Linked DNA regions of Mus musculus: region 2 is linked to region 1. Evidence: chromatin loops called from intact Hi-C (ENCODE). Cell type or tissue: left cerebral cortex. All regions are shown on one strand. Links, peaks and the distances in the headings refer to the core of each region. The heading gives the core; the rest is flanking DNA.

Region 1 (11,903 bases), core at 1,794-9,793:
TGGCTTGATCAGATGATAGAGTTGTAGCACTGGGAGGGGGCATGGAGGGCACCAATGTCAGAGTGAGGGACCAACGGTGTGGCTTGGTGTTATCAGAGCCTAAAAGCTCAGAAGGTAGACACTGCAGAAAGCATTCGACTGAGCCTTGAGAGAGGAGGCTTCCAGCGCTCAGAGTAAGAAGTCTAGAGTGTCTGGGACAAGGCATTGACCACTAAGTGACAGTAACGTAATGGGGCAAAGGAAGAAGTTGCAGACTGGAGCATGTTGGTGATGCTGGGTAAAGGCCCATTGCTATAGCAACCTGGACAGAAATGGGAGCAAACTGCCTTCTAGTCTCCTCTTCATGCCCCCTCCTGCATGTCTAGGAGTTTCCAGGACTCCAGTTATCGGAGAGCATAACTGATTAGCATTGGTGTGTGTATATGTGTGTGTACAATATTAAGATCTATCTGTCTATCTATCTATCTACCTACCTATCTGTCTATCTAATAGTATTGGTCTTAAAAACAGTCCTGATTTTGAGAATGGATTCTTCCCTAAACACTGTTTGGTTGAAGAGGTAAACTGGCATTGGAAGAGGCAGTTAATCTCTTTATGCCAGAGGCTACAAATGCCAGCACATCAGTCACAAAACCATAGAACATGTGCACTTCCCATTTTACAGATGGGAAATGGGAGTTTCAAGTGGATAAGCAGCTTGTCCAAGACTGAGCATCAGAAAAAGACAAAGTCAGGATGAGAAACTTCCTACATGGTCTCAAAACCCAATGTTTTCTACCATGTGTTGGTCTACAGGAAGGACGTTGTTTCCTCCCTGTAAGGAGACTCTGGACAGAGTGACTATATCTGGGCTAACCCTGGAAATCCAGGGCTAGTGACTGTTGCTGAGTAGTGGCCTCCTGAAGTGAACACTTAGGTCTAGGAAGACATCTATCCTTTGTTTCCATGCAGCCAGATTCAACACCTAGTGATTTATTCCTGTTGGAAATGACTTCACTCCCATGGGATGGAACCAGGACTTAGTCTGAATGAGCTGGCCATCTCTTGGAGGAAGCATCTTGCTATAGCAACCCACAGCTCCGTTGTTTGATGTGAAGGGTGTGTTTGTGTCTGTTTGCTCTTCCATGACTTTTGGTGTCTTATAAAGTCAACCTTTCTTGACAAGGTGACAATTTTTGGATAATGGACCATTCCAAAACAATTGCAAAGGCAAAAATTACTTTTTGGCTGAATCAAGTCTCTGGGTTTAGCTGGCAATGGAAGCAAAATGTACTTGTATTTTCTGGAAATGCTGACACTGAGATAGGACCTTACTGAGGAATTCTTCAAGGCCCAAGGGAGCTGAGAAGATAAATGCTACCAGGCGGCTTCGAGTAAAATTCAAAAACAATACAATGTCAACTTGAGATCATAGGAGGCTGCGTTGAGTGTGACAGAATGCAAGGGCAGCGACTTGGTCTCCAGACAAATGAGGATGTGGGTAATGGGTGATGGCACTACAAATGCTTTGAACGAAGCCTGAAGGGAAGGAGTTGGCTCTCCCTGGCCTGCATCCCCAGCTCATCACCAAGGAAGAAGGAAACACAGGCCTGGGTTTGGCAGCATGCCCTCCCCAAACCCCCTGTACCAGACTTCACAAGGTTTCCCACGAAGCTTGGGAGGGCCAGGTATGGGTTTCTTCTGCCATGTCAGTGTTCTTGAACAGACAGCTCTGGGGCCCTTTTGGTAAGTGACTTGGCTGAAGCCACACTCTTGCCAGCATGGCAGCTGTTACCACTTATACCAAGAACATCTGGCCTGAAGATTGCAGTAAAAGCGACACTTGTCTACAGAAGAAAAATGTTGAAGTATACATTTTGGACATGAAGAAATAAGTAATGACATTTAATGTTTTCATAAAGCTGCTACAATGAACAGCAATCATCCAACCCCCAGGCGCAGGCATACTTGCATCTGTGCATCCTTGTGTGCCTACAAGGAGCTCCTCACCAGAAGCATCATTGCAGAATGTGGTCTTGTCCTATTCAAACAGAGTAAACAGAGGCCATTGGTGAGCCAGCCCTCCCTTCAAGATTTAAATCACAAAACTGGGGAGAGTGTGGTGAATTCAAAGGCCACTCACCCATTGCAGGGAAAGCTGGTTTCCAGTTGCAGCTTTGTTGCTGGATGAGTCATATTTTGGGCATCAAAATTCTCAACTTTGAAATGGGAATGTCAAAGATGATAAGTGTAAGTCTCCCCCCAGCATTTTATATACAGAGTTTTAATAGTGGGAATTCTACCATTTCTCTGCTTAAACATGATTCTTTCCAGATACGCCTCTTAAAATGCGCAATCCCCTGATGTGTTGATGGCTGCCATCCCCACCTCCCTCAAACTCCAAATAAGAAGGATGGTTAGAGAGATGCAGCTGAATACACCAGGCTCTTAGATGAGAAGATACACCCAGGGAAAGAGAGACAATGCCTTCTGGACCCTACCCAGACCACAATACCCTCAGACACTTTTCATAGCTAGGCTCTCAGTTCTTTGCCCCAGTTTAGGCACCTTCTACATTTGATTGTAAAAATATGAGGTGAAAGAGATGGAATGCACTCACTGTAACTGACTTCCTTTTTGTTGGTAGAGCATCAACTGGCAATGATATAATAAACACTATGAGTTTGACAGAGATCTGGAGGATCCAAGAGACAGCACATTTACAAGCATGATTTCCAAGGCATCAATCCTTTGCATAATCGTAACACTGCTAATTAGCAATGCCTCCTAAATTTAAAAATGATACTGTGCCAAGATTAGTATGAGTCTTAACAATGCACAGACATCAATGTCTTACATGTAACTGTGTTAAGTGGGTGCCTCCACCAAGAATCTATGAGCCAGTATGCTAGGATGCAGGAGGGAGGGTGGAGCAGGTCTCATTGTTCACAATTCCCATTGAGCTCTGGCTCATCTCTGGCTCCTACAAGTTTAGAAGCCTACCATTTCTCACATAGAAGTTTCTGATCTTTCTCAGGGACTCTTTGCTCCAGCAGCCTGAATTCCAGGTACCAGGGATGGGGCAGGCCCCTTGGGAGAGAGCCAGTCAGGTTGATGGTCAAGTGGCATTGACTTGCTGTAGGACAAAGTATAAGTGTGAGCAGGTTTAGAGTACATACTTCTCCAAGAATCTTTGTGTTGGTTTTTTTCCTAAGTGTTAGTATTTTTATTTCTCCTTCCTATTATACTCTAGAAATGGACAATGAAGCGGGACTAATGCCTGGGCCAAGGGATTGGAACGATTTGTACTGTAATGTCCGAGCGCCTACCTATGGCTACAACGCTTGTACTGTAATGTCCGTGCGCCTACCTATGGCTACAACGCTTGTATTAACATTCAGATTCTGGAAAAGTAGGTCTGAGACAGCCCATGCTGATGTATCCCTATCATTTGCCAGATAATGCTGAAGTTCCTAACAGACCACTATGAGACCAGGGTGTTGCCATTAGGAACTTGGCTTTGGTATCAAACATATCTGGTTTGATTCCTAACTACAGATTTTCCTAGCTATGTAACTTCAGGAAAAGCTGTATACTATCTCTTCTCAGATCCAAAGGGAGAAGAACCACCATGCTAGGTTTCTTAATTTGCTTAAGAGAATTCACCAAACTCATGTGGGACTGGAGTGCCTGCCCAGCTCCATAAAGAAGAGAGTCTGTGTTGATACTGCCCTCTGGGGCTTCACTCCACTTCTAGAAGCCGGCTTTGTGGTCTGGACCCAGCCACCACTACAGCCACAGCAGGGCCCTGGTTCTTACTTGTTTGCCAGTAAGAAGAGTGACCTCCCGCTGTAAGCAGCACACAGAGCAAACCTGTTTCCTCCAGGGACCTTGTATCCAAGCTTCATGACCAAAGTCACTCAGCTGGTGTTAGCGACTGGGCTTACAGGCGTTTTCTGTCTTACTGGGGTTCCTGGACAGCTGTACCAAAGCCATTTTTATAAACAGTCCCATAACCACTGTGTGTGTGTGTGTGTGTGTGTTGTTGTTGTTGTTGTTGTTGTTGTTGTTGCTGACTGGGATTTTATTAAAACAAAATTGGAAAGTACTGATCACCAGATTGCCATTCTAAGATTGCTTCTTAGAATGTGGCTAGAAACAAACCTGGGTGTACTGCCTCTAAACAACACTCTTCCACTAGTAGGCAGTGGAGTTTTCGAGTTGAGGAACTTAACAACCTTTTGAAGAAATCCATGTTCAACCTTTTTCTTTCATAGAAACAAGATAGTTGGCAAGAGGTATAAGATGTTGCCAGAGACAGCCGTGCTTTTTAATCGAGTTAACTTTTCAATCCTCAGGACGTTCTTTGGGAAGACCTGTGTGCCTGCAGGACTGTGGAGGACCCATTCCAGGAACATCGATGCTTGCTAGTGGACAAAGCTGTGCTTGTGTGCTTGGCGGGCAGACTCTGGGGCCCACTTCTGGCTGCTTGAATCCAAAGTGCTGAAGATGTGACCTGGGGATTGCATTCTGACAAACTCCAAGTGAGTTAGCCTCAGGAGATTTTTAAGAAGCATTTTCCTAAGTCTTTAACATTAGCTCTCAAAACTCTCACCTCATTGAACTGCTCTTGGCTCAACAGCCAGGTGTTAGGCCATCACTACTTATCATGTCTTTGGTGCCAAGCTACTGAAGACTGGCATATCCTGTGTTAGACAGCCTGTGCTGCGGACACCCCCAAACAGTGAGTCTTTGCCACCAGTGCAGCGTGAGCTCTTCTGTCATCCCTGTGAGCCTCGTGGTCTTTTACAACTGTCCCTGACTACCAGAAACTTAAGATGAACACTTCCCATTACAAGGCATGGCTCTTTTCCTTTATGTAAATCCCCTAGGACATGTGTTACAGTCTGACTATCTAGAAAATGAAATTGAGACTCCTGTAGCTCTTTTATCTATAATATACCAGTTACAATAATTAGTTTTAAGGTTTTTTTCTCATTTCCTTATTGCTAATCTATCAAGTGCAAACTAATACTTAAATACACCCAAAGAGCACAACGCATCCTTTTGGATAAAACACACACACACACACACACACACACACACACACACACACACACACACTAACATATTATCTTTTTTATATTTTGTATTTGCTCAAAGTGTTTGAGCAGTGGTTTGCTCTCTAGTGAAAAGATTCTCTGTAGGAAACTGGGTTTGCTATAAGCAAATGGATTTTCCTGGAGTCATCAGAGGAAATGTGGCTGTTTGGAGCTGGTACTCTGATACCAGTTTAGACCATAGAGAAGGGATGGTTGGTTTTTGTGGATGGTTAACATACTGAACTGAGTTTTCCTTATTCAGTGTTCTCAGTTCTAACCTGATGCCCATATCTACCCAAAGCTGGTATTCAAGTTCAAGTCTCTTGATGGAGGAACACCACACGTAAAACACTGCACCAGAGAGGATGATTTCCAAGTTTCAGAGGGCAGCAGCTTCTCTTTAACCTGGGTCACCACTCTGGTGGCCTGGCACCTCCTCAATATGGCAGCATGGCCTACAGAAGTTTCCCTGACATAAACACAAAGGAGACCCAGGCACGTGGTCCCCTTCCACTGGGTAGGTAATATTGTTGAAGCACCAAGATTAAGCACTTTGAGGTTTTGAGTGACTGGGGCAAGAGCTGCACATATGATAGTGTCCTGAATCATCTAGCTGAGGTCAAATCCCTTGGCATCCTTTCCTGAAAGTTGAAGATGAGGAAGACATGGCTACACTCTACTCCTTAGTGGGGCAAAGGTAAGGCTAGGTGCCAGGAAGGATGGATCTTCTTGATCTGGAGCAGGGCAGAGCATTGATCTTTTCCTTTCCAGGGCATGTCCATCTCTGCAGTGTTGCTGTTGTTGTTTCTGTTGGTAGTGGTGTGTGTGTGTGTGTGTGTGTGTGTGTGTGTGTGTGTGTGACTTTCTCAATAATTTGCTCCAAGGAGTAAAGTACCATGATCTTTTAGACCTTGTGTTTCTTTTGTAGCTTGGGGACTGTCTAGAGACTTGTTTTCATAGAGAATCTTAGGGTTTCTGTGTCCAGATCTCTGTCAGAGAGCCTGTGTGTGGATAACAAGAAAAAGAGAGGGTCCAATTAAAACACTTTTGGAGAAGTCAACAATGAAAAGGGATGCAAATAGGAGAGACTAAAGCACAAATAGCTTCAAGAATTTAGGGGAAATGGTTCACGGGAACAGATTCTCTTCCCGTTCCTGTGCTTCCTCAGAGTCCAAAACAGACCTGTGAGGAGGATAATGTGCTCCAGGGAGAACTGAGCCATGGTGAGAGAGTAAGAAGGAGGTAACCTCACCTCACGGTGCCTGGACAGAAGATACACACCCCAGTCCATCCCTGAGAACCACAAATCTTCCCCCCAGATCTTTGTTCATAGTGGTTCCCAAGATGAGAAGGCACTGGAGGCAGAAAATGCTAAAGACTTCAGATTATTAAAATAAATAAAATCAGAAATGTCTGATTTGATGCAAGGATGCACAAACCTTCGAAAGGGGTGGGGAAGAATTCTCCCTTCTTCTAGAAGAGTAAGAGTGCACGTGATTTTAAAAGAGTAATGGGAAATTCCGTGAAAACCACTCTGGTAAAAATAAAAAAAAAAAGGGATAGCTGAGTTCTTGGCTTTTCTAGGAAAGGAAACTGAGAGATGTCGCTTCCTCGCCAGCAGGGGGAGCGTTTTCTTCATGATTGCGTCGGGGAGCTTGGTTTAAAAACTTCGCAGCCAGACGTTTTCAGAGCCCCCCAGCCGGAAATCGCTGTGCAGGTAACAGCCCTCCAGTGTCTGGAAATGTTTAATTACCTCGAGCACTCCTTCCTTCGGTGCCCCTTGCAGGTCCAGTACGCAGCGCTGCGGGTGTGGTAGGTGATTCTAATCCAGGGTTCCATCCCAACTGCACACAGCTCAACTGCAACAACTTTTCTCCATCTTCTCTTGCTTTGTAAGACACTGGGTCTTTTCTGATGTGCTCACTTCCCACCTTGGAGGAAAGAACATTTCAGTTCCACCAGAGCGCAGGTGTTTGTGTGTCAAAAATGATTCTAATCACTCATTTTAAAAAGCTCTACTATGCCCTTCGCCCATATTTTGCACAAGTCATTATCTTTTCATTTTACCGAAGAGAGTATGGCCAGAGTTCGTGCAATCTCTTGTGTATATTCGTGTTTCCTTCAAAAAGAAACAAAGACAAAGGTATATATCCACGTAGATGCCCTGTTGTGACGTTTAATAATTAGAAGATGCTTAGACGTTCACAAGGAACTTAGGATGCGGGAAACGTCTGGGAAAAGGGTGTTCGCTTTCCCTTTCAGTTTGGGGACCGTAACTTGCCTGTCGCTGTCACAACAATAAACATCGACCTTAGCCACGGGCTTCTGTTCTCTAAATCCTGGCTACCTTGTAGATTTTCAGAGGCTGTAAGGTCTCAAACTTGTACATAAGCTGCATTGCCTACCTCTGAAATTTAACCCCTCCTCCTCCGAGCTGGATTTTGACCCGATTGACTATAATGGTTCCAGAGGAACTATTGAGCCATTACAGTTCATCATCTCAATGAGCACACGGGTAAAGCTAAATCCCCTCCCCTCGAGATTTAAAGGTTCCAATCTTGCATATGGGGTGGGGTGGGGGGGATAATGAGAAGACTTCCCTCAAGATGTCCACAAAGTAGTTGCAGGAAAGTTTGCTGTAAAAGCGACACTTCGCAAATATTAAGTAAATTCCACTTAGCAGAAAGAGATCACTTTTGTGTATCTGTGGAGAGGTACTGGGTTCAGAAACAAGCGGAGACCACCCAAATCATTTTTAACTCCAAGACAGGTTGTATCTTTTCTCTTCTGATTGGCAAAAAGGGACTGGGGTTAGGACAGGAGGACAAGTAGAGGTCACTATCACCTGGGCTAAGCCTGCGGGGTGCGGGGGAGGGAGCCAGGACTGGCAGCCACAGTAGTGTCTGCGAGGCTGAAAGGCTGCACTCCCTGTGGTTAAAGTTTGGGAGGAGTCTCCTGCAAAGCTGGGGGTCGCGCTTTGGCTGCACTCTACCAGGACCAGGATGCATCTGGAAGCAAGCACGCAAGGGGCCCAGGGCTAGAACTCTTCTTTCTGGAGTAGAGACCCTTTCTCCAGGTGATCAACTCCTGCAGAATCTGGAACTTTTTGGGCGTCCCTCCTGGAGCCAAGCAGCAGGCAGTGGCCAAGGGAGAGACTCAGAGAGGAGTAACCCGTAACCGCTGAATCTGGTTACCCTCTGCAGGCTCTATGCATGCCTAAACTATAGTCTCAGTCAGTGGAAGTTCTGAGAGACGGAGTTTGTGGACCCCAGCAATGAGGCGTGGGTGAGATAGGAGTTTCCTCTTCTTCACTGGGCTCTTGGGCTGATGTGACCAACAGCACCTCTGGGTACAGACTGTCTATGTCATGAAATAGGTTTGAAACACGACATCCTGGAGAATTTTAAACGAATCTAACTTCTTCAAAAAATGCCCATGTCTTCCTAAGTACTCTGAACCCTGCCCTCCATCCACTAGTTTCTGTCCAACCTAGTCTGGCCAATTTCTCTTAAACAGTTGGGAGAAAGATGCCAGCAGTTGCTCTCCTTAGCACAAAGTACAGAATGGCTGGCAGCTTCCGGGGCTACTGGGGCGTCTTCCCCCAAGTAACACCTAGAAGAAAACAGGACCTTGGATGGCCTCCAGGACATCTGGGAGCCATGCTTTACATGGGGTCGCTCACCAAGGGACTCACAGTGGGAGGGAGCACTTCTAGCAGCTGACCCAAGAAGCAATCCCTTAGTAACCAGGGATCTAAGCCCACTGAGGTGACCTCAGTCCCTGGGTACACAGCTATGCACAGTCCTGTCCTGCTTTGTTAACCAACTCCCTGGAAAGATCTGAGAGCCAAAGCCTGAGCTCCCAACCTTGCTTCATGCGCCTTCTGAGTCCTCTCATTTCCAGGACTTGCTTGAAGGCCAGGTCAGTTTTTCCAGGTAAAAGCAGAATTAAAAAATCTGCTTGCATATTCTTCACCTGGAATCAAAGCACTGTTCCACCAATGTAGGTAACCTATTCTCTCTCTCTCTCTCTCTCTCTCTCTCTCTCTCTCTCTCTCTCTCTCACACACACACACACACACACACACACGCACACACACACACACACACACACACACCTGGTGGAGGAGATGGGAGATGGTAAGGCTACTTTTTTGAGAAAGCCAAAAAGAATGATGAAATAGAGGACTGTGTTGCATGGACTCCTGGGGGATAAGGGGCTAGTGCATATATGTCTCAGGAGAGTCTGTACTTTTGATGTAGAGTTGTTGCTCTTCTCAAGTGTATATTAGCTAATAAGCAGAGGTTTTATTTTGTTTAACTCTTTTGGGAAATTTTGGCCCTTAGCATGGAAATTATCCAAGCTTTGCCTACTATGGGAACACATTGAGCCTAAGTGGAAGGAAGTCCTGGGATTCCTGACTGGATTTTGTTGCTGTGTCCCCAGCTATTGGAATGGGGTGACCTCAGCTCCCTCTGCTTCCAGGATCCTGCTAGTACTGACAGCTGCTAAGATTCCAGGCACATAGGCACACTTATGTGGGTCTCTTACTTGAACAGTAACCAGTGGGGTGCTGGAGGTGGGAGTGGGCTCCTGAGTAAACTATAGCCCTTTCTCTTGTTCCTTCCCTGCTCTAGCCAAAGTTAGCCAGAGTCTGGAAGCTATGTTCCATTCTAAAAGTTTGCGAATACCAAGTCTGTTTCAATTATGCAGGTGGGAGGAGGGATGTGGCCCATCCTCCATCATCACTCCCTATATTAGGAATCAAACTCCTGCTACCTCAAGAGATCACATGGGATCAGTCTTGCACAGTAAAGCTGAGGAGTAGGTGACTCTTCCAAAAGGACTGTTTCAATGTGTGAGAGTGGCACCTACTCCCCAGGAAGTGTGTGTGTGTGTGTGTGTGTGTGTGTGTGTGTGTGTGTGTGTGACAAGAGCCACTCTGCAGTAGTAACTTTGGGGCAAAGTCAGGAAGTCAGAAAACCTCACCATCTTCCATGAAAAAGCCAGGTAAGGCATTCCAGAAAGGTGGTAGGGAGGAATGACAGCTGACTGGGGTCAGCCTTAGGTCAGTTCCAGGGATCAATAGTAAAGAGGTATTTGGGGCTGTGTAAGAAGCAGACAGCAAGGATGTAGTTGTTCTAGGTCCCAACTCCCTCTACAAACTCCACCCAAACCAGCCCCGCAGGCCCAGGGGTCCCAGTGCCTTTAGCTGCTCTTTAAAACTCCCATCCACTCTAAAAAGAATATGTGATTGGAGCTTTAGAATGGAATTCCGGGGAGGTCTGCAGTTCAAGTAACTAGCTCTTCTTCTCCTCATACGCTCTGCCATGGACGTTTCTGTGGAACTCCACACCCCAGAGTCTGTGGTCAGCCATAGGCACTCGGATGTTATGGCTCGCGCAGTCAGTAATCTCTGTCCTTCCGCACCAGGAACCAGCCAGCTCTGCTAGAATCGCTGCCCAGGTCTCAAGCACTATTTGGTGTCAGGAGCGCTGCTCCACACCAGGAGTCTGTCACTTCTAGGAGGAAATCTTAAGAAGAGCGGCAGCGACTTTGTCAGATTACAAATTGAGTGTATGCCTAAGGTGCTGGTGTGGGGACACCCTAGGCTCCTATCCGCTTTCATAGGTGGTGCCACCATAGGTCCCAAAGCTCCAGAACAGAACTCCGAAATGCTCGGTTCTAGTCCTCTCTTATCCGTAAGATATGTTTCTTCTACTGCTTGATCTTATGTGTCTTAGAAACACACACACACACACACACACACACACACACACACAGAAAGTGTCGAGTGGGATTATCAGGGAGGGGACACCGGTCAGGAGAAGCAGAAGGCAGGCTAGCACAGCTGCCAAAGTCCGCTGCCCGGGTCAGCAAAACTTTGTTTCCCAATGCGCAGGCGCAGGCAGAGTTGGGGGGCAGGGGAGGGAGGGGAGAAATCGCACGGCAAGGGGAGGGGGGTTAGGGGGAGGTGGATTAAAATAAGTAGGCGGCTCGGTGCTAAGGGATGAGTGAGACGTAGCTCGGCCTCTCCCCAGCAAGTTCTCGCCGGCACTGGTTCAGATTCAGAAAGGGAGCCAGGAGCGAGGCTCAGCAGACCCCGGCGGGTAGAACTCCGGGGCTGTGAAGCGCTCCCGCGTGTCCGACTCTTGGAGTCACCGCAGCTACAGAAGCGTCAGAAGTCTAGTTCGCCAGGGGTGCCAGTCGGCTCCAGAGTCTCTGGTCACTCAAGTCCAGCGCAGCGACCCTCACAGACGCGCTCTGCCCTGGGACCGCGGCGGAACAAGGTAACTGCAGCCCTGGGGCGCCTGGGCTCAGCGAGGCGAAAGCCCGCAAGATTCACTTCTGGTTCCCTGTTGTAGCTGGTGCCTCCTCTTTTCAGTGTCCTCAAAGGCGGTTCTTTTGGCCAAAGGAAGGCTGCAAGATCTCCGTGAAAGTGAGAGCAGTTGCAACGTAGAGTTGATGGGGATGCTGGTTCAAAGACTTCTAACTCTGGGTCCTTGTTGGCCTCTGACCTCGGGAGGAAGGAAGGAGACAGAAGGGCCTGAGCCATTGAGTGCAGCCGTGTTTGGCTAGCTAGAATTCCAGTATTCTAGTAAGGTGCCCACAGATTTTATAAGGCACTCTGCAGGCTTCCCTTAAGAAACTAGAGCAACTTCAGAGAACACAAACTTTTTTTTTTTTCCTGCAGGGTGCCTTTTAATTCAGACTTATCCCCCCTTAGCTGAGGAAGAGGGGAGAAAGTGTTGATGGTCATAACCTAAGCTTTCAGCATCCTGGACAGGTGCATTGCCCCAACTCTGTTGGGCTTTAAAACGA
Region 2 (11,903 bases), core at 1,676-9,675, 870 kb after region 1:
GGAGAGGGGTCTTGGAAGTTCTCATGACAAACCTGAGAGCTTGAAGCCATCAGAGCAGCCAATCAATAAGGGACTCTAGAATCTTATGCATCCCGTATAAATACCTGAATGATGAAACACTGGTATGGTAGTCTTCTGAGAATGAGATAAAGCAAGGGTCCATGACCTGCCATCTTCCTGGCACTGATTTTCCCAGCAGGAGGCAAGAGGAGCCAAGTTTGCCAAGGATTAAGGATGGTAGTGGGTAAATCCTATGTAAACTCGTTCTGAAGCATTAACAGGTATGAATTTAATCCTGATGCCAATACCCTGCCCCCTCCACTTGCTCCTATATCATTCTGCTAGCCGTATACCCCAATAAGAAGTTATGTACACTTAAATGTAGAGCACAAAATGCTTAAAATGTGAAATAACTCATCTCAAAATGGGTAATTTTGGCTAAATTTCTCATCTCAAAATGAGTAAAAGGTAATAACGTATTGGAGACATAAATCAGTTGGTTAAGTAAGAGTATGTTACTTGAAGAAAAAAAAAGGTGAAGATCGAAAGCTCACTTTTGAACTTGTTACTGGAGAGACAAAGACAATTAGATCTCTTGGGTTTGTTGATCAGCCAAATTAATTTACTTGGTGAGTACAAGGCTACTGAAAGACCTTGTCTCAAAAAACAAAACAAGCAAACAAAACAAAACAAAACAAATAATGGTACCCAAGAAACAGTACCCAAGGTTGTCCTTTGAACTCTACATAGACTCAAAGCAACACACACACTAACACACACACTCATACACATTCATATACCAACAAACACCCAAAAACACATATTCACATACAGGTAACACATACACACAGCCACACACCAACACACAGACAGACAGACAGACAGACAGACACACACACACACACACACATGTACTCATACACTTAAAGACACATAGAAATACACCCTTACATATACATACCCAGCAGTTAAGAAGACAAAACACCCTGAAGAGGAGAGATTTGGCTCTCAGAACCCACACAGCTGCCTATTACTCTAGATATAAGGAATTTAATTTCCTCTTCTGACCCATAAGGGTTCCTGCATGCCTGTGGTACTCACACATACACTCAGCACACACACACACACACACACACACACACACAAAAGACAATAAACAAATAAAATAGATAAATAAGTAAATTTAAAAACACCCCTCTCATTTTGTATATATAACTGTATGAATATTAGTATTTAATTATTTATAAAGTCTCTGGAAATAAATTACTTGCATAGAAAGCAGCATTTCTATACCCCACTCAGAGATTCTTAGAGGCAAGGCCCACATTGCATGTGAATAATCTATGACATCCAGTCCGTCTCTCACTATGCCTTCCCAGAGCAAGGTCTAGGGTCCATCCTGGTGTTCAACCCAGAGAAGTTTCCAGAATCCTTAGCCCTTGTCACTTGGTTTGAGGTCTACAAGTTGTATAACACCCACCTCATCTATAATCCTTACTCTAAGCCCAGGGATAGATCTCAGATAATAGGACTCATGGTGAGGGGCACAAAGTACCTGGTAAAGACAACAAGAGCTCAAGTCCAGGGACTCTTTGGTGTTAAAACCTCCAGGAAGAAAGGTCTGCATCCCTAGACTTGGTGATTTCTATGTGCTTCTTATGCTTTGAAGAAAGATCCAGCGCCTGGCCAGGGTTTGGTTATGACCTTAAGAAAATCAGGGTCACCCTTGATCCTTGGCCTTTGGCCACTTTTCTTTTTTTTTTTTTTCCATTTTTTATTAGGTATTTAGCTCATTTACATTTCCAATGCTATACCAAAAGTCCCCCATATCCACCCACCCCCACTCCCCTGCCCACCCACTCCCCCTTTTTGGCCCTGGTGTTCCCCTGTACTGGGGCATATAAAGTTTGCAAGTCCAATGGTTTGGCCACTTTTCTGTCCAGCTTTTGAGAAGGGTCCCTCTTTGAGCCTCAGTTGCTTTGCATACAAAATGCAAGTTGCCTGAAATTATTTCAGAAATGTTATCTTTCTCTATGGGAACATAGAAACAAAACAGAGATTGGCTATCCACTTTTCTGGAAAAATATTCTATAAGTCTTATCAAACCCACCCTAGAACTTCCTTCCTCTAATACTTATCCCTGCCCCCCGAGATTAAAAACACCCATAGACATTTCCTCTGCCTGCTGCTTTATGAGTTGAGTATAACAGAGAACAGGGGGAAAAAATCTCTCTCTTTTCAGGGCTATCCTCTCCTCTATCTCCATGGGTATAAAATTTCCTCACCATAAGGAAATACTTATCTCCAAAGGATACGAGGAAAGTTCAGGAGATAATGGATTGTGTAGCTGCCAGCAAGGGAGAAGGAGAGTAGAGAGAGTCACCCAACCCCATGGGAATCACGTCCAAGACAGGACCAAGATGGGAATTTTAGGAGGAAGTATGGAACTTCACCTTCCTGTCCTCCTACCCTTCCTCCTCTTCTTCCTCCTCCTCTTCTTTACTCAGTTGGTTCCCTGACTTTATTCTGATTGCTGGAAAATTCTGGAGTTCAAGACTACAGAACCTCCTATCTGGACAGTTCCTTCAGTGTTTCTCTATCCAACATTCCTTTGAGATAACTGACAGAATTCTTCTAATTATTTTATGTTTTCCCCACTGAAGCTGTTCCAGGGTATATGCTGTTAGAACTAACATTTTTAATATTAGAACTTTGTTCCGCTGAACTCATTACATAACTGAGGGAAGCTGACCTGGTACTCAGCTGTGTAATGAGTTCTTCTTGTCTGTACCTTCCTTGTTCTGAGGTTGAAGGTGTATGCCACCATGTTCACCATCCCATAAGGATCCAGAACAAACCCGTTCATATGGAAGGATCTGAGGTCATTAGCTGTTACTGCAGGGCCAGATAATATCCCCTGCGTTTGTAACCTCAACAGTGAGGTAACACTGATGGGGTAAGGGCAGCTACCAAGCAGGAATGCTTATTCAGGGACCATCACTTGTTTTCTGTTAGTCCTTCTCAGTGAATGGACATCCTTAGAGAGTGGGGTCTCCTAACTATCTCCAACAAGCATAGCAAAGCAGGCCACAAAGAAAGAAGGGGCAGAGCCATGGAGGTCTTTCCATGAAGTCTATTGAGAAGGGTAAGGTGGTCTGAATCCAGGCTGCTTGGTCCCTAATTCAACTCACTCTCTTCCAACCTCTGGAAGCAGGAGAGGGGAGTTTGAAATGTTCCTCTGTTCTTTCTCATTCTCCATCCTAATACTTCTGCCTCTGAGTAGAAATGAGATGGATATGCATTTTTTTCTGCCAGTATCTTTAGCAGGCAGACATTCAAGAACAAGAAAATCCAGTAGAAGAAATGGTATGCACAGGACTGTATATGAAACTCTGGGACATGTACATTCAGGAGGCTCAGCACCATGTCTGAGGCCAGGTGTGAACATAATGTTATGGGGAGAAAGAAGCAAGATAGCTATTGCCAGAACTAGAGAGACTTACATTTCAGGCTTAGGAGTTAGTCATTGTTCAGGAGGCAGTGCAAATCCATGCCTCTTACTGGAAAAATGACTCTGAGTTCTGACTACACTAACCAAGGACACCACATAAAGTGCAGTAGGTGCTGGAGAAGCCAACTTTAGCATCCTCTCCACATTGTCTATCTATGAAACATTTCATACTGGAACCCATGGGTTTCCAAATGCAATCACCTTACACAGTTAACATGAATAGGGGGAATCTGCAATTAATGATCAAAGATTCAGAGTTGATAGAACAAAAGTAGCATCAAACTTAGAATGAGACCCACCAGTGGGAATTTTAGAGTCAAAGACTGGACTTAACTGTAGGGGGAAGTTTTTAATGCTAAGGTCCTGTTCCCCAATTGGTTCTTGTTCTGTCAGTAAAGAAAGCCTGGGCCAATTGCTGGGCAGAAGGTACAGATAGGACTTCTGGGTCCCTGGAGGAAAAGGCAAAGGCAAGGAAAGAGAGGAAGAGTTTTTGCCATGCTTTGGAGGGAGAAGAGTGCAGCAGCCATGTGAGGTCTCTGGAGGAGCTTGGGACTGTGGCCATTGCTACAGGCAGGGTTTCAGGGATGTTTGGCAGAGGCTAGATGGGACTAGCTATTGAAGTTTAGAGCAGGTGGGAGATACAGAGCCCAGCAATTGTGAAGTGGGCCCAGCAACTGTGCCAAGTAGGCAAGTTGAAAACGAGCAATTGTCTCTGTGCTTTTTATGCAAGGACTCAAGGGAACGTAATCATGCTTTTCAGGAAGATCACAGTAGGAAGTGGATGACACCATTCTGAGAGCAGGGCAGAGCATGGCAGGACCTCAGAGGCAACCTGTGTATGTGAACTTTGTAACCTTTACCATACGAGAAACATCATGAACCTTGTTTCAATGGTGGAACATTATTCAGCTACAGAGGCTACCAGGCTAGCAACACAAGGCTTTTGAGGGGATAATGAACTGCTGTGAGGACAGCATGAACTCTGTCATGCAGTGCACAATGCAATTCAGATAGCACTTCCACGTGACACATGGTTGGGAGAGTCAGCAGATGCTGTTTGTCAAGAGGATGCATACGTTTTAGCTTAAGAAACCAAGCTTGTCCCATGAGTCAGTTAGAGATCAGACAAGCCTTCCCTCTGGTTCCATCATCACTTCATGATTTTACATGTGCGGGGGGAAGATATAAGAACTGACCAGTAGTTTATCGGTATGCCCTCCTCGTGGAGAAGCCCGCTCTGATCATCCCTGAGTGTGGCAATCAATGAGGCCAGCAGTTCTCAACTTTGATGATGCTGTTACCCTTTAATACAGTCTTCAGATTTTGGTGATTCTTCAACCATAATATTATTTTTGTTGCTACTTCATAACCAATTTTGCTATCGGCTGTAAATCATAATGTAAATCTCTATCTTTTTCTGATGGTCTTAGGTGACCCCCTGTGAAAGTCATTCAACTTCCAAAGGGGTCATGACTCACACATTGAGAACTGATGAACTAGAGTGACAGAATTTACTTCATCCAAGATGGTCAGGTAGAATGATAAGTAGAATTATACTTTGGCTCTATGACAAGATATCAATATCAGGATTATTTGGGCAAATTTGAGATTTCATATCCTAGCAAATACTTGTCTCTGTCTTCAGTATCTTTTAAGTAATAAAACATAAAAAGTAGATCGAAAGATACAAATTTGTAACCCAAAAGACAGCAGATACTCATACAAGTGGGGTGTGTGTGTGTATCAGAGACAAACTTTGGCATTATACTTCAGGCTCTATCTACCTTTTAAGGGAACATCTCTCATTGGCCAGCGACTCATCAGGTGGACTAGGCTGGCCAAAGAGTGCAAGAATCCATCCATTTCTTTCCCTATCCCCTAAACACGGGCTTACGTGTTCATGCCACCATGACTGCCTGATGAGTTAGGGGACCCAACTCAGTTCCTCACGCTGGTGAGACAATCTCTTTGCTGATAACACTCTTTCCAGCACCCCTCAAAGTGAATTTCTATGGCAATGCCTTGAAATATAAGAGTACCTGCCCTCCAGCCTGGTATAGATCCCACCACCTCTATGATCTCTGAGCAATCCCACTGTGTTAGTCCATGAACAATACATGCTTATGTATACTTTGTCTAGACCAAACACACTCCATCAATCCATTTTCATTCCTGCCTAAACTATCAACATTTGAATACATGGCCTCTACTCTACAGCAAGTGCAGTGGGATGGAAGCTGAGAATTACTGTATGTTCCTCTTCCACTTCCACCTCCTCTATCTCGAGTCTAATTGCTTTGAGGCTGAGTTATAATTAATGTCTTCCCCAGTCTTCAACGACTGGCTTTGTGGGGACTGCTGCATTTCTAAAGAAACAGCCATAGGCAGGGGCACATGTCAGGTAGTTAGTTATTGTACTCCTAAGCCCCACCAGGTAGCTGAAGCCCAGAAACTTGTGCAAGGCCAGGAAGTTAGTGACAAGGCTTCTGGGGAGAACTGAAGCTATCTAGGAGGCTTCAGGAGAGGACTGGCCCGCTTGATCCAAGGGCCAAAGCTACATCCCCTGTCCTTGAGGTCTTTGGTTTCAGACCCTGCCCGAGAGAACAAAGGAGATTTCGGTTGTCACATTTCTGCAGCCCTGAGCTGCTCTGTTTCCTAACTTGGCTGCCTTTCCCATGTGCTGTTTCCCATCAAATACCTCCCCCCTTCCCCTCAGATGATTGGTTGAAATTAAATATCCTAAAATTACACTCAAAGGGGGGGGGGAGCTAATACGAAATTTTAATCAAAATACAAGCTTAACAGTTCCCAGTCTTTGAAATGTGAAGCAGACATGGGGTCCGTGGAGATGTTCCAACATGTCTCAGGTGTGAAGTTAGCCAATGGAAGGTGCAATGCAGGATGTATTGAGGTTTTTTGTTTTTTTTTTTTTTTAAACAAAAACAGAACAAACAAACAAAAAACAGTGGGATCATATTTCCATTTCCACAGTGGACATGACTGGAGGGATCGGTTCCTCCCCCCAAAAAAAGGAGGCTTGGGTTCTTCTTCCCATACCCATCTCCATCCACAATGGTTTAAAGTGTTTTGCGAAGGACCAAGAAAGGACCTCACTGAAAGAGGCGGACATGGGCGCCCTCTGGTGGACGCAGCTCCGTTAGCCGTCACAAGACAGCATTTCTTCCTGGATTAACTCTATAAATAGACAGATGATTTATTAAACAGATTTGAGGCTCATTTGAGGCACAGGGCCATGATTGCTTCGGGGCTCAAATAAGGGAGTGCTTAGGACCACTCTTCTTCTGAAGACACCTGGACTTACTTAGCATGATCTACATTGCAAGTGCACTGGACACTGCTGGCTCCGTTGCTCCCAGCCAGGAGATGCCAAATTCCTCCTATATAAAAGGAGCTTTAGTAACTCAAGCAAAATAAGCACACTTTCCCCCCACCTCCTTCCCAGAGACTAAGGCGGCAGGGTTGCTGGGAGGATACACAATACCTTGTTACAAACCATGTAATGTTTTAAAAAGTATCTATCTGACAGCCTTGGCTAAAGCCAGATCTTCTATCTCGATTACTTCAATATGTCAGGTCCATATCGCACCACTGCGTCCAGGCTTTCAGAGCCAAGACCTCTGTTTTGTCCAACCTTTCCATCTGGAAGCAATGAGCTTAATATTCTGGCTCTCCCCCCATAAAAGCTATGTCACAAAAAAGTAGCAGCCTGTGAACTGCTCCCCTCCCCCAAGACACACTGGGACTCCTCATTCCCTCTGTGCTCTATTCGGTTACACTGGAAGACCATCCCACCTTTCCCCTCCCCATAAACCAGAATCCGCCTGTAACAGCATAGTACCAGGAGAGAAGGAATGAATTGACAATCATTTACACTTTAATCCCACTTTTGACATTTTGAGAGATGCAGCTTAAAATATACTTGAGGCTTAGGGACTCCCTCTGTCCAGCTGTGTTCACTAGAGAAGAGACATCCCCGTTCATGAATTCTACTGCTTCTGGTGTCCAACTGGAAACCCAGATTTAGAGCCTATTTTAGGTTGTGTCTCACACTGACTCGAGCTTTTCCTTCCATGTTGAAAAAGGTCACCACCACCACCACTAAGTTCCGTGGCTGGCAGTTCAGTGATAACGACCTCCCCGTTCTATGTGTTTGGTTCATGTATTCATTCACTTTTATTTGTGTTAGGTTTTTGATCTAATGCCTAGCCGCTTCTTTTGTGTGTCCTCTGTTACACTGCAAAATCACATGGGTCTCTGGTTCCTAGTGCTCATGTTGTGAGGACAACCTAGGCTCTTGGGCAGTTAAGTGGGTGGTCCCCATAAGCTGCTGCTGCATTTGATTTCTTGGGTGATCATTAAGCCCAGCTAGGTGCTGGTCATTCTAAACCTATTCACTGACAATGGTGGAAAGCAAAGCCTGGGAATGTGCATGCGCCGTCAAGTCCCCAAGAAAAAAACCCATTTACTATGCATGTTAGAAGTCAGGACGCTAGAAGAGCTAGATCAGTGGCAGCAAATGATGAAATGGGGAAACCACGGGCCTTGCCTGGAAATGATATAACGCTGCTGTTCACCCTCCAGTGACTCCGAGCCCTGGAGTTCTGGAAGATTAGCGGAGCTGGAAATCACCCTCCTGCTGCGCTCCCTGGGCTTTGGCTACTTTTCTGTTCTCCTTCAGCTGGAAGCTGCGAGGGGCAGAGGTCAGCTTTCCTGTGTTGAATCTTTAGGGACAGGCCTTTGGATCCTGGGAGAGAATTGAAAGATCAACCCATCCCAATCCCTTGTTTTATACGAAGGACACCTCACTTGAAGGGAGGGGGGCGGAGTACATTGCCCAAGGTCATTCAAGCCCTCAATTTATTTAGGCTAATTCGGGAGACATCCATTTGGGAACAAGCCAAGCCCACATTTGTTAAGGACCTTAGTCTGCAGTGTCCTAAAGCCCCTTGTATCCATTCACATACACAAAAGAGTGTTTAAAAGTGCTCATCTGAGAGCCATTACATAGGCAGGGCTTCCAGTGGCCTGACTCCACAGGCAGTATGCACAAAACCTGTTTCCTCAAATGCTGCCTGCTGCACTGGAGTTAACCTCTTTTTTGGCAAATTAGTTCATGACCTGGGAACAGTTGAACGAAACTGTAGGCACATCAAGAGGACGTTATTTGTGTTCTGCCTTTTTTTAGACCAAGTCTCTGATGTGTTTATTTGCAAGCTTGGCTCGTGGTTCCTATCCCACTACTTACAGTTAATCCCATGTTTTCTTTGAGCTACCTTTAAATCCGTGTCAGATGAAAAATACTGCCTGATTCTGAAGAGTGTGGTATTATGAAGGAATCCCACGGTTTATGATCTCAGATTTATTGTCACATGTATTTAGTTCTTGTTTTTCTTTTTCTTTTCTCTCCTTCCTTTTTTTCCCCCTCCCACCCCTCTTCAGGCTTAAGTCAGCTGAAAAGGTTTTACTGTGAATTATGAAGATGCAAGGATGGAAGACGCTGTATAGTGTTTCCTGGAGAACTTTTTGTTCTCTAAAAAGGACGCTGGTGCAGAGAGAGCTCCCCTGAGCTGCAGCCTTTGTAGACTGTTTCAAGGGACAGGAACCAAGTCTCCTTCATCTTGTTGTATTATTCCTGACACTGTGTTTGCCATGCAGGGCTATTCAGCGAGTATGTGTAGGATTATGGTTGCCAAAATAAGCCTACAGTCAATGCCCCATGTAGCTTGTCATTGCTACTACTAAAATGATTTTTAAAATTTTCCCTCATTTTCTTAGTGTTTATGAGGCAAAACCAATTTAGTTTCAGGGGGAAAAACCGAGTAATTTTATTTTAAAAGCAATTTAATACTGAATTAAATATTTAGGAGACGACTCAAATTAGATAAATACACACAGGATCTGATGTTCCTCTTTACCACTTATTAAGCAAATGAATGAAAACTGAAGGTTGCATTTTCCAGTGGTGTTTTAAACAAAGATAAACTTCATATTAGAATCATTGTTTTGTAACCATTTTAGAGGCTTCGATGAGTTGACCTTTCAACTCTGAAAGGTTTTTAGCAGGATTTGACACCTGGGCACTTCTAGAGGGTTAGGGACAGCAGAGAGAGCCGAAGTCACAGAGGCATCTTGAGCCTTAGCTTTCTGGTTTCATCATCTTTAAACAGTTGTGGGTATGCCTTGTGCCAAGGATGGAAGGCAAATGGAGAGAGAATGTGGTGTCATCGCAGGTACCTTCATACTCATGCACCAGTTTCCCCAATGCCGCACAGCTTACCCAAGGATGAAACGTGAGGGTATACCAAATGCTTTCCATTGCTATAAGGAGGCCTGTGGCCTGACTTGAGTCATCTAAGGATTATTTTGAAGCCACATAATGCACCATGTTAGAAGGAGGAGAGGGGAGGGGGAGGAGGAGGAGGAAACTATAACATGAAGGTCTCAATCTCAGTGCCTTCTTTGATGCTGAGCAGAGCATCTGGCTATTCTCCATACCTGTGAACATCCTATGAATTGTTCCGCTTCCTGGGAGCCCTTCATAACTCCAGTCAGGCTGATGATTATAACCTCCAGAGCCAACATGTGCTTCCTGCCATCCAGCTGAACAGAATGTGGGTGTTTTCTAACCTTCAACAGATCCGGAGGTCCTTGCCTGCCCCATCATGCCTACTGCCTTCTGTGTGAGTTATCCATACATTGCTCCAGAAAGGAGGTGGCTCGAATATATTGAACAACTTAGTCATGTTTCAAGAACCTGTGTGGGCAAGTTCTTAGCTGACTTCTGAACTGCCAGTACATTTTGTGATCTTTGTCAAAATCCTGAAAGCTTCCTAGAGATGCAATTAGACTTTATTAGGTAGATTAACAATGAAAAGGCAAATAGCTTGTATATTCCATTCTTCTTTTCTAGACTTTGCCTTCTAGGGTTGGGGTATTTAAGAGGCCTCCACTCTTGCAGGGTTCTATGAATCCTACTTGAGTTCACACTAAACAAGCTCACATTCCAGCTTTGCATATACAATGTCCTTTGTACATCTCAAAGCACCTTTCACATCGGAATCGTCCATCAGACATTAATAGGACAGAGACATTACCCCACAAGTTCACTGGACAATTAATATCCTGGAATGTGAACGTCAAATATACACATCCTGAGATTTAATCTATAAACAGAGCCCCAAATGTCTAGGACCAGGAGATGTGTTTATGTTTCTATAACATCTTGGAGCAAGAGATGTGTTGCTTCCACAGTGCTCAGTGGGCCTATCTCTATCACTGACCAGTGACATTCTTTCAACAGCAGGAAGGTAAAATCGGATATTTTACCTGAACTTTATATGTGCCCTGTGGTTGCTCTGAGGAATGGAGTTCCATCCAGCACTTACAAGTAGCCAACAAGCCTCCATCAGAGTTGTCTTTAAGGCCAACAATAGTGCAGTCATGGTGGCTTGAATTTCTCTTTGGCTACCTCCTCAAGGGATCCGTGGAGTTGAGGGGATGTTGTCTTCCCTTCTTCTAGGAAGTACTGGATACCGAGTTCCAGCCTTTTCTTGTTTTGCTGTCTCAAGGTTTCCAGCTCAGCTGTCAGCAGCGGTGCCTTCAGGACATCAAGTCCAAAAGAAAATTTGAAAAGAGTTCTCTGACATTTCTAAAGAATCAACATTTTGGAGAGACTGTGACAGGAAGAGTGGTGCAGAACAAATCATTTCCAGCTTCATCTTGTCCCAAAACCAAAATCTAGCTCCTCTCCCCAACCCTGTGAGGAAGCAGCTGCTGTTCTTTCTTTTTTCCCCCTATCCAGGCTATTTGAGCCTTCATTACTAGTCCATGGCCAGAAGACTTGAACAAAGAAAGGAAACTTGTTATTTCAAAAGGATGGAGAGGAGAAAAGGAGCAATGAATCAAGGAACAGTGGTTGGATCACAAGTGTTACCTTGCCTTAGCAGGTAACAGATTTCCTTTCTATGAAGAAGTGGTTCAAACTACCCATTATAGTGCGCATCCCAGCTCTGGGAATGTAACCATTACAGTGCACATCCCAGCTCTGGGAAGTGTTTTGTTTGGCTCCATCAAAGTTGACCTTGAGAGTCTTTGTAAAACTTAAGCATGCATGCAGCACTAAGAAACTATTTGTACACATCTGTCCTATAACACTCAGAGTGAAACTTATCAAAGCTTGGGGGATGACATTACGTCTTGGTGGCAGTGTGATGGCATTATTTAGATAAAGAAGGATACAAAAGTTTCACTACTGATGCAATGAGCCACATTGTTACCTCTGTTTCTGCATCTCTCCATATTTTTGGTTGTCCAAGTCCTGTGCGCACACCCTGGACACCAGTACCCAATGTAGTATATATGGCAACAAGGA

What was found. Hi-C counts contacts between places; a loop is a spot of excess contacts. Peaks named below come from ENCODE experiments on the same cell type or tissue, not always from the same donor. Only the 100,000 strongest peaks of a DNase experiment are listed, where the experiment ranks them.
Region 2: a loop joins it to region 1, with 14 times the contacts of the local background. A loop is called at or near these places in 32 of 42 quality-filtered maps.

What each region holds. Positions count from the first base shown.
Region 1 is chr12:9,563,372-9,575,274 of GRCm38, forward strand. 1700022H16Rik (RIKEN cDNA 1700022H16 gene) reads right to left here and starts at 7,214. Exons shown (of 4, transcript NR_045488.1): 1 at 7,149-7,214; 2 at 6,835-7,012; 3 at 2,123-2,198; 4 at 1,865-2,020. It overlaps Osr1 (odd-skipped related transcription factor 1), which reads left to right and starts at 11,071. Exons shown (of 3, transcript NM_011859.3): 1 at 11,071-11,371. In left cerebral cortex, for the core only: a CTCF peak has its summit at 6,691 (motif pointing right); a DNase peak (open chromatin) is centred at 6,799; H3K4me3 peaks cover 771 bases.
Region 2 is chr12:10,431,541-10,443,443 of GRCm38, forward strand. No RefSeq gene overlaps it. Among named protein-coding and RNA genes, the nearest start is that of Gm38407, 8.9 kb to the right of the region's middle. In left cerebral cortex, for the core only: a CTCF peak has its summit at 6,659 (motif pointing left); a DNase peak (open chromatin) is centred at 6,655.